Linked DNA regions of Mus musculus: region 2 is linked to region 1. The links are chromatin loops, found by intact Hi-C in ENCODE. Cell type or tissue: left cerebral cortex. All regions are shown on one strand. Region 1 overlaps Cfap298 (cilia and flagella associate protien 298). Region 2 overlaps Urb1 (URB1 ribosome biogenesis 1 homolog (S. cerevisiae)).

Region 1 (5,000 bases):
GAAGCTGAAAGGAAACCCCTACTGGCTTGTTCCTCAGGTTTTGTTCATTCTTTGTCACCCCAGACCATCTGCCCATCCAGTGGCGACGCCTGACGTGTGCTCAGTAGTCATGACTCAAACATATGCCCTACAACTAGCCTATAGGCATCTGAGGGAGACGGTTTCTCAATTGAGGTTCCCTCTCCCTGGCTATATGTAGGTTTGTGCCAGGTTGACAAAAAACAACCTGCACAGTTGCCTAAATCCTTCCCAGTGATTTTTATGAAGTGTCATTATAAAGTTTTGTGAGTACGTTTGTGGGTGGGTGCCTCTGTGCCAGAGCAGGGAGGGGATCTATGTGTGAGGCCCGTGTAACGGGTGTTGTGTGACCTTGGGTTTTTAGAGCAGGCTGGCCAGCAGCCAATCCCCAGGGGTCCCCAGGCCTCTACCTTCCCCTAGATACCCCTACTCTCAGTGCACTGCACCACACTGGCCCTTTTACACGGGCTCTGCGATTCAGCCCCTCACCTTACAGAGCAAGCACTTTACCAAGGGAGCCTCCGTGTAAGGGGCTCATAAAATATTAGAAATATTAGCCTCAGATCAGAGTTGGACATTAGGAAGATGGACGTTTACCCAATTGTCTTACACCCTTCACAAGGTTACATTAAATGGGGCTCTCCGAGACTTTCTTTGGGAAATGGTAAAGCTGTGTGAACCGGCTTGGTCTTGAGCGCTGACCTGGTAACTCCTGAGCACAGTGGTTTAGAGCATGGACACAGAGGAGTCGAAGCTCACTGCTGCACTGACTGACTGAGGAGTTGGTAGCTTTGTCCGGGATTAGGGAAGCCCTGGCACATGGCTCCTGGTATATGAGTGTTAAAATCGTGAGCTAGAGTGGCCAGGCCTGAGCCAGGAGTGTACACTTGTAGTTAGTGATCACAGCTGAAGGCTCTGCCCTCGACTTGTTTTTCAGAGATGGAGGAGCTGGCGGAACACGGTGTCTTTCTGCCCCCTAATATGCAAGGGCTGACTGATGAGCAGATCGAAGAGCTGAAACTGAAGGACGAGTGGGGGGAGAAGTGTGTGCCCAGTGGAGGGTCTGTTTTTACGAAGGACGAGATCGGGCGGAGGAACGGGCAAGGTAACCGGCTCTCTCTCTCTTCTGCCTTTGCTCCCGTGCATCACATCAGACCTGAAGGCAGTGCTTTAGGTTAAGAGATGTGGGCCAGCAGGACGGCTCTGCAGGTGGATGGAGAAAGCTAACTCCCCACAGTTCACACGTGCATGCTGCCACACACATGCTCACCCACATTCACTAATGCAATTTCATCATTTCTCTGAAGACTTGATTGCACTCTGAAACGCCTGTGCTAAAACCAGGATGAGCCAAGGGGAGGACCCTGCTCTGTCTGCTCCCTCCTACTGAAGTGCCCCATTTGTCGGGTAAACAGGCCATTTAAATTTGCCGCCTCTGTAGGTCGGAAATGGGTGGGTGCTGTACCATTCTCCCTAGATGTGGAGACTCTGTCTCCACTGTACTTAGTTTTAAGCTTAGTTTAAACTTGGAAGTTGACTTGGTGCTCTGTGCCACGTGTGGACAGTCGTCAGATGAAGTAAAGTCTCGTGAGTCCAGAGGACACACACAGACTCCTAGCACTCAGGAGTTTAGGACGAGAGAATTGGGACAGCCTGGGTACGAGGGCAATCCTAACTCAAACAAACATACAAACATGCATGCATACATATAAGAAAAATTTATGTATGCACTTGTAAAGTTTTACTGGCATGCAGCCAGCCAATCACTAACTGCCCGTGTCTGCTTTTGAGACACTGAGAGAGATGAGCCGCAGCTTTGTAGCTTGAGAGGCCTAAAATTCTTTTAGCATCTGCTTGGCTTGCTGGCCCTGTTTGCCCAGTGACTTCCCTGGCCTGGTTTTGTAGCCTGTGCCAAACAGTGTAGAAGACACTGCAGACCTCGCCCCTTGCGGTGGGATCTCTGCCTGGGTTCCCACTTCTCTTTATGTCCCTGTGTCAAATCCAGACTGGAACACCCATGTCTCGATCTCCCAGGCTCAGGCAGTCCGGTTTGAGGACATCCGGAGTTTTTAGAGAGGCTGTGTGTTTGACCACTGTCCTTTTCTATCTTTATAGCTCCAAATGAGAAAATGAAGCAGGTTTTAAAGAAGACGGTAGAAGAAGCCAAGGCGATAGTGTCTAAGGTCAGCTTCTCCGTAGGATGCGCTTCTGTCAGCTTCTGTCTGTGACGTGGCCGATCCTGAGGATTAGCTGCAGTTAGCCGTGAGCTGGCGGCATCAGGCCCTGCCTGCTCCTCTCTTCCCTGCCTTTCTGTTGCCTCTGCATCTGCTTTTTTCTTTCCTTTCTCTGCCTTCCAGTAGCAAAGCAAATAAGCATAACGGTGATGACAGTTACCCAGTCCTGCCAGGTTCTGTTGAGCAAACAAAGGTTTCTATTGTCTTGTGTGAATGTGGGCTGTGTGCAGTTTGCGACCTGACCTGAACTGAGTCTCTTATGTTTGGAAGAACTTAGAAAGCTAAGCTGGGGAAGTTCTAATGGAGCTATAGATACAGGGCTGACAGAGACGTTTACTACAAAGCAGCGGTAATCACCTCCAGCATTTATATAGAAGCTGTCTCACAGAAGGAAAATAGCATTGAAGGGCAGATGATGTTCCCTGGATGAAGAGAATTCAGGGATATTGAAGCACCTGGGGACTGGAGAGCCAGCTGGGTAGATAAAGGCACTGGCTGCCATGCCTGATAGCCTGAGTTCAGAAGACCTGGGGTGATTTCAGGACCCTCCTGGTCGTAAGAGAACCAACTCCCACAAATTGTCCTCTTACCCCCACCGTGCCCCAGCATGTGCTATAGCACACACATACACACACACACACACACACACACACACACCACACCACACACATGCATACATGCAGGTGCAAATATATCTTTGATATTTTCACTTGTCACGTTTATCTGTGGGGTGACAGTCATTGCCACCCATGTGAGCGTGTCTTGGCATAACTCAGCCCTCCCACGCTTCTAGACTTGCCCCACAAAATGTACTCCTAAATATTCCCTAAGCTCTTAGCTAATCTACTTTTTCAATTTATTATATTTGAGACTCTTCCTATGTAGCTTTAGCCAGCCTAATACTCAGCTATGTAACCCAAACAGACCTTGAACTCATGGCGGTCCTCCTGCCTCAGCTCCCTGAGATTACAGGCATGCCTCCCCCACCCCCATGCCCCTTGCCCGGTCTTTGAGGAGCTCCTGGAAAGCTGAGGTGAGTGGGAAGCGTCTGGAGTCTCACCAGAGCCTTTGCTTACAAGACACATTTGAGCAGAGCTCCTGAGGAGAGCGGCAGCCATGGCCTCAGAGGCTGTGTCCTAGCAGGGTCCTTACCCTCAGACCACGCCCTTCACCCCCGCTGTGCGTTCTGTACTTCAGAATAGGCATCCCCTGTAGGTTCCTGTCCACCGAACCAGTGTCAGTACACAGTCCAGAGACTATCATCCTGGGTCACCCTCAGAGCTCCCTTCCCTGTGTCATCCGTGTGTCTGCGGTTGGTTCCCTGCCATCCTCCTGGCATGCCTCCTCTCATTGCCACACCTCACCCCCAGTTGATTAAAGTCTCCTCAGTATCAGCAGGAGGTCAGTTCAGGTCTAACCCCGGGACCCAGCTAGCAGGGACCCCATGTGACTCCTGCATTCAGTTCAGGTCCCCCAGCATTGCTAGGCAGGGGCTGTTTGCAGTGACCACCGTGACCTAAGCTGTTGACGCAAACTCAGGTAGAATGCAAAGGAGCTTCTTATAGGCAACAGGGGAAGCCGGTGTTACGGATGCTCGGATGCTCGGGTGAGAACCCAGGCAGCCTGCAGTACATAGGAAGATGTGTCTCAGCAGATTGCTGGGGCTGGAGAGGTGGCTGTGGTTAAATGCACTTGCTGCTCAGAGCACCCCCGTGGCTGCTCACAGTCGTCTCCAGCGCCAACTCCAGAGGATTAGTGACCTCCTTTATAAGCACCAAGCACACACGTGGTGCACACACATGCATGTGGGCAAAGCGCTGTGTACACATACAAAGTCACAAAGCACATCCCCAGCACCAGTGATCCAAAGGGCTTCTGCCGGGTCCTAGGAACCAGGGACCAACCTTAGCTCTATTCTTTACATGTACCCCTCTCTGTTCTCTTGAGAGCCTCTGGCTGATGCCTCTCCAACTCAGTCCACAGCGTGCTCATTGCGAGACAAGCTCCAGTATATTCTCTCTACCTAGGACATTGTCACCCCTTTGCCTGACACTGAGGCTCTGGCTGCCCCTTCCTCTCCCACCTGCTGCCCAGGGCTGCACCTGCCCTGAAGCTGCCTCTCTCTGCCTCTTCACTGCCTCCTCCCAGCCTTGAGTACTGCAGGCTCTCTGGTGCCACTCACAGTCTGGCCCGGGCCACAGTGTCCTCAGCTCAGTTCTGAAGTGGACGGTAGTCACCCTGAAAGCAGCAGCTCTTTGGTTCCTTCTGTGGCTGTGCTGGCAGGGCCGCCAAGGTCCTCATGGGGTAACCTGCCAGGAGGATATTGACTCAATAGTGGCGCCCAATGCACTTTCAGAAACAAGTAGAAGCTGGAGTCTTTGTTACCATGGAGATGGTGAAAGATGCCTTGGACCAGCTTCGAGGTGCGGTCATGATCGTTTATCCCATGGGGCTGCCACCATACGATCCTATCCGGATGGAATTTGAAAATAAAGAAGATTTGTCAGGAACTCAGGTATGTGGGGCAGGGTGGGGAGAGCAGGGTGAAGGGCCTGCAGCCAGGCTCCGGGTGCTGGGGTAGGACGAGCATGGCTTTCCCCTCAAGCCCCTTCCTGTGTTGTATAACTGACCACAGGCAGCCCTCGAAGTCATCCAGGAGTCGGAGGCACAGCTGTGGTGGGCCGCCAAGGAGCTGAGAAGAACAAAGAAGCTTTCTGACTATGTGGGGAAAAATGAGAAAACCAAAAT
Region 2 (5,000 bases), 130 kb after region 1:
ATAGAGCACAGTGAACACATACTATGCCCTGGCTGAGGTGGACGACTGTGTTGCTGTGCATGTCCTCTGTTAAAAACAGACAATATGCTAGTTCCTTGTCCTAGTATGCCTGGCAATTAGATTTCTTAACTGCTAGAAAGTAGTCTGATGGGTTCATAATAATGCTGAAACTTTTATGGTTTCGAGTCTAGCCTGGTGTTAAGGGTTTATAGAATTTTAAATAAGGCCGTGTCTGAGGGAAGAAAGTCCAGGTCTCAGTGTCCCTTAGACTTTATTAACATGTCAACATATTCCCATCAGTGGGTAAGGCTTTGGACATGAAATGCACTTATAATGAAAAGAGTGATCCAAGCTGAATGAGTAAGGTGTATTCAGGCCACCCAGATAGCCAGGACAATGTGGAAAGCCCAGCTAGGGCTCTTCCTCCCATACCCTGGCTACAGCAGCTGCTCAGCCAGGCTCCAGGGGGCACTGTTTTATCCCTGAACTCTGCAAAGTGGAAGGCTCTGTCCCATTGCAAGTGCTTGTACTTGCCTTGTGTGATCTGCATAAGCTCCTTTAGGTATATTGTGGTCAGTGACAGCCAGACATTAAGCTTTTTCAAAAGCCAGAGGCGTTAAAAATAGAGCAGCACACGGAACCTCGAGTTCCAGCTTTAGCCAGTGTCAGCCACCTTCACCCACTTTACAGTCCACCTTTCCAGTTGACTTTTATAGCAAATCTCAAAAGAGAATAATATTTCAGTATAAATATTTCAGCATGCACTCTTAGCAGAATAATGTCTTTAAAAACAAAACCACAATGGTATTATGGGACGGTCACCATTAATAATTTCTCACCATGAACAGCCAGTTTGGTCTTTGGATCTTCCAGTCTCAAAAACATTTTTATACTTTTTGGTTCAAATCTGGGTCTAAACAAGGACCATATTTTTGTTGTATTTGCCTAATAGGTTTGTCGGGTGTCTTTAAGTATCTCAAGCATTTGAGGCTCCCCATCCCAATACTCTGAAGTTGTTGGAGATGGAGAGTCCTTTCTGTTTTGTAAGGTATATTTTAATGTTTTTGAAGAAAGTAGATCATGTCTCTGTTTACTCAGCCAAAGAAAGCATTGTTAAAATCTTGTGCCAAAGAGCAGCTTTGCCAAATGTTTCAGCCTATTTTAGAAAGTATTTTTCAGAACAAGTCTAGAGAAGTTCAGAACGTTTCCTTTCTGGGATGATGTCCCTGTGAGGTCGTAGGGTGGGAACGAGGAGTCGGCACAGGCTGTCTTCAGTGGGAGTGGGATGCCTTTGAAGGGTAGGCTGGAAGCCTGTGGCAGTGCCTAGCCTAAGGAGGGTGGGTGCCTTGGCTCTGAGATTGGTCAGTCTAGTCTCTGCAGTATAGGACTTGAGATTGGAGGTTGGTTGTGATCTAGGATGGGAACTAGTATATGGTAGCCATTTTTTTTTCATTTAGAAATTCTTTATTGGAAGATCTTACAGGAAGATTTTGTCAAGTTTATTCTTGTACTCATACTCTAGAAAAATCTAAAGTGACAGAACTGGGCACTAGGGATTCCGGGCCCAGACTGCCTCTGCAGTCTTGACTTGAGAGAAGAAGAAGGTTGGTGGTGATGGTGGTGGTGATAATGAGTCTTTTTCCAACTCATTTGTAAAGTGTGAGTGCTCCCATGGGCTGTTGAGAGCTGAAGGAGGTGTCAGGGATTCAGTTTGTCATTGAGCCTGGCATGCATGAAGCAGGTGCTCATTACACACCGCCATTGTCCTCACGCGTTCACAGTGACTGCTGCCACCTCTTCTATTAACTCCTGAGCGGGCCAGGGTGATCTGGACGGCAGGGATGCTGAGTCCTTGGTCTTGCCAGGTGTTCAAGAACATACTTTCTCTCATATTAACTTGATTCTTGCAATGCATTCCAATTGTTGGAGTAACTGGGAATTGGAAAGGTTTTCTGTCTGAGTGGTGGAGGCTCTAAATACATGTTCCCGTGCTGGAGCAGCTGAGGCGACCTGTGCCTTCACTCCCTTGTGCTGAGACATGAATATACCTTAACATTGGGAGGGAAAGCTGATGAGATGGCCCATGGCTTCTCCACAAGTGTTGGGTGCTTGTTATGGCTTTTGTGCCTGCCTCCCTGGGTCATAGCAATGCCTGTGAGCTGTATCCCAGATGCCCGTGTGTTCGTAACATGAAGCATCATCTGTCCTTTGCTTTTCAGTGTTAATAACTGATTTACAATTTCTAATAACCAGATCTCACCACATTGGCCTCTCATCAGAAGCAGCACCATGTCTCCATTATCTCTGGCTTTCCTAAAACACAAATAATTGTTTTCATTAGCAAGCAAAGGGGATTGATCCCAGCAGGCAAAGGATGTTTGTCCCTATCCTAGAGTGAACTAAAGAAACTTAGGCGTACGTGCCTTCTGTGTTCTTCTCTGTAATGGCAGCATGTGACATGTGAGTCTCCTTTGTCCTACAGGGAGTGCATGACGTCCGGCTGGCCTACATCCAGTTTGCCCTTTCCTTCCTAATTGCGGGTGATGACAACACCATTGGACAAGTCCTGGAGATAAAAGGTGGGAGTGCCCTGTCCCTTGGGGACGTGTGAGGTTCAGGGAACCTACCGCAAGGGTTTCTTCCAAAAGAGGCTGCAGCCTCTGTAGCTGCAGTGCGTGCTACAGTGCTCGGACGATGCCTTTGAGCAGTTGTGTGTTGACAGCACTGGTTGGTGTTCCCTTGAGGCCATCTGGGATGCCAGCACAACCTTGAGACGCAAACAGGAGGCTTCATGGCTTTTGTTCCAAAGGACACGCAGATTCATAGCTCCGATTTTTCTTAGTATTTATATTTTTTAACATTTTTACTTATTTATTTTTTATGTGTCTGTTGTTTCCCCTGTGTGTATGTTTATAGACTACATGCTTGTGGCCCCTGCAGAGGACAGAGGCGGGCATCACATCTCCTGGGACTGCAGTTAGAAACAGTTTTGATCTATTAATGTAGGTTCTGGGAATCAAACCTGGGTTCTCTGGAAGAGCAGCTATTGCTCTTAACCACTGAGCCGTCTCTCCAGACCCAGTAATTGCAATAATTAAAAAAAAAAAAAAAGTATAAGGGTTTGGGATATAGCTCAGTTGTATAGCGCCTACTTAACATATACAAGGAGTTTGATTTCTGCACCATAATAACTAACATAGACAGATAAATTGATTGCTATTATGGCTGTACTCCATGTTATTAGAATATTACAGAATGTAAGGGAGCTTCACTTTGACCACCTCTGGTGACTGCCTCCTTGGAGCAAGGCTTGCCAGTTATTAGGAACATTAGTGTTTTATTAAGAGCTTCAGAAAGATAGTAATGACTGTCCTGTGGTAGCATATAGCAGTCGCTCAGAGTTCCAGAATCTTACCCTTATGTCCTAGAAGAGCACTGGGCTAAGTCCTTGGGAGAGTCCCCATGTGCTATAGCCTAAGTGGTTGGTGACCAACCCTTCTGCCTCAGCCAGGGCAGGGGAACTGAGCTTCGTGCTACGGGTGAGGGTCTGAGTAAAAGTGAGACTGTCTGTGGTCAGCCTGGGCCGTGTGGTGGCTCTGTTGCTGTTGGTCAGAGCGTGAGGGGAGGAGAGAGATTGCATTTGCTTAAGGTCTACATTAGTGACTTTTCTTTTTGCTGTAACAAAGTACCTGACAAGCAACTGAAGGATGGAGAGGTTTATCTGGGCTTGTGTTAGTTTAGGGAACAGTCTTTCATGGCAGGGAAGGCATGATGGCAAGAGTGTGAAGTAGCTGGTGACATTGAAGCCATGGTCAGGAAGCAGAGAGACGAATGTAAACATTACCATCCCATGGGCCTCAATGATAGTGAGAAAGCAGGCTGAGTGCCAGCATCCATCGCTCTCCAGCTAACCGTTAGCAGGGGATGGGGTGAGCAGACGGAGCACTAGGTGTCCCCATACCCACTGAGGTCAGTGTTGCAGGGACGGGGGTGAGTAGAGAAAAGCAGCAGGACCATCAGGCAGAGCAGCTGGACCCGGCAGAACCAAGCCAACTCGGATGGCACCGTGTTTGCTGCTGAGTAGAGGATTATGGTTAACTTGAAATTTGTGCTTTGACTTTAAAAACAAAAAAAAAAGAATGAGTTCTCTTTGTAGGATTGTGTGTGTTCTTTAGGCTTGTGTGTAGCCAGTGAGACAGATTGTTGGGTCTGCAGCTGTCTTGTAGGTAGAGAGAAGGGCAAACAGACTACCCCCTCTGCGCTGTGAAGCAGCTCAGAGCCCAGGACATCCCAAGCACCCCTGAGCTCATTAGGTGGAAAAGATTTCCAGGGTTGCTACCATGCTCGGTTACCCCCCCCCACCCCACCCCCACCCCCCACCAAATAGCACCAGGTGACTGTTACTTCATGCAAGGAAACGCTAAATGGGGCTGGGCAACTACCACCCTTCCTGAAAGTTCTGTGATTGTTTTACCTTGAGATGTCCTTGAGTCCCTGTGCCACGGAACCAGTTTACTGTTGAAACTGTGAACCTGGCACAGAAATCAGGTGTGGCATTATTTGCTCTACATTTCAAAGTTCCATGCGTTTATTTAATTCTTTGCAACATTCATTTTTCAGAATTTATCCCCTGCATCTTTAGCTCAGGTATAAAGGAGGATAAGATTTCTACCATCAACATTTTATTGTCCACACTGAAAACAAAGGTACGTGTTTGCTGTCTTGTGTGTCTTGTTGTCTTTGAGGATGAGTAAAGGCCTGTCCTCACTCCCCGGCCCCCAGGGGGCTTCAGAGCTGAACTTACAGTGAGGTAGTTTGGACAAGAGCTACTTAGGCTTAAACTTGGCATTGGTGGGGAGTTAGTTTGGGGCTGGAAGGTTAAAGAAGAGCGGGAACTCAAGCAGCCTGGCCGCTTTGCGACTATAAGGGAAAAGCTGTCATATGACCTCAGCTGCAGCAGTTTGGACTGTAAATTGCAAATGATACTTTCTTTACAAACC

The links. Hi-C counts contacts between places; a loop is a spot of excess contacts. Peaks named below come from ENCODE experiments on the same cell type or tissue, not always from the same donor. Only the 100,000 strongest peaks of a DNase experiment are listed, where the experiment ranks them.
Region 2: it touches region 1 in a loop (2.5-fold over the local background); 3 of 42 quality-filtered maps call a loop at or near these places.

What each region holds. Positions count from the first base shown.
Region 1 is chr16:90,927,117-90,932,116 of GRCm38, reverse strand. It overlaps Cfap298 (cilia and flagella associate protien 298), which reads left to right. Exons shown (of 7, transcript NM_026502.2): 2 at 956-1,123; 3 at 2,134-2,201; 4 at 4,609-4,767; 5 at 4,888-5,000. Among named protein-coding and RNA genes, the nearest start is that of Cfap298, 5.2 kb to the left of the region's middle. In left cerebral cortex, no CTCF peak of the experiment used is centred here; DNase peaks (open chromatin) are centred at 3,050, 3,280 and 3,574.
Region 2 is chr16:90,797,599-90,802,598 of GRCm38, reverse strand. Urb1 (URB1 ribosome biogenesis 1 homolog (S. cerevisiae)) reads left to right here. Exons shown (of 39, transcript NM_029497.1): 5 at 2,483-2,579; 6 at 4,621-4,706. Among named protein-coding and RNA genes, the nearest start is that of Urb1, 10 kb to the left of the region's middle. In left cerebral cortex, a CTCF peak has its summit at 456 (motif pointing right); DNase peaks (open chromatin) are centred at 472, 1,186, 1,691 and 2,534; H3K27ac peaks cover 375 bases.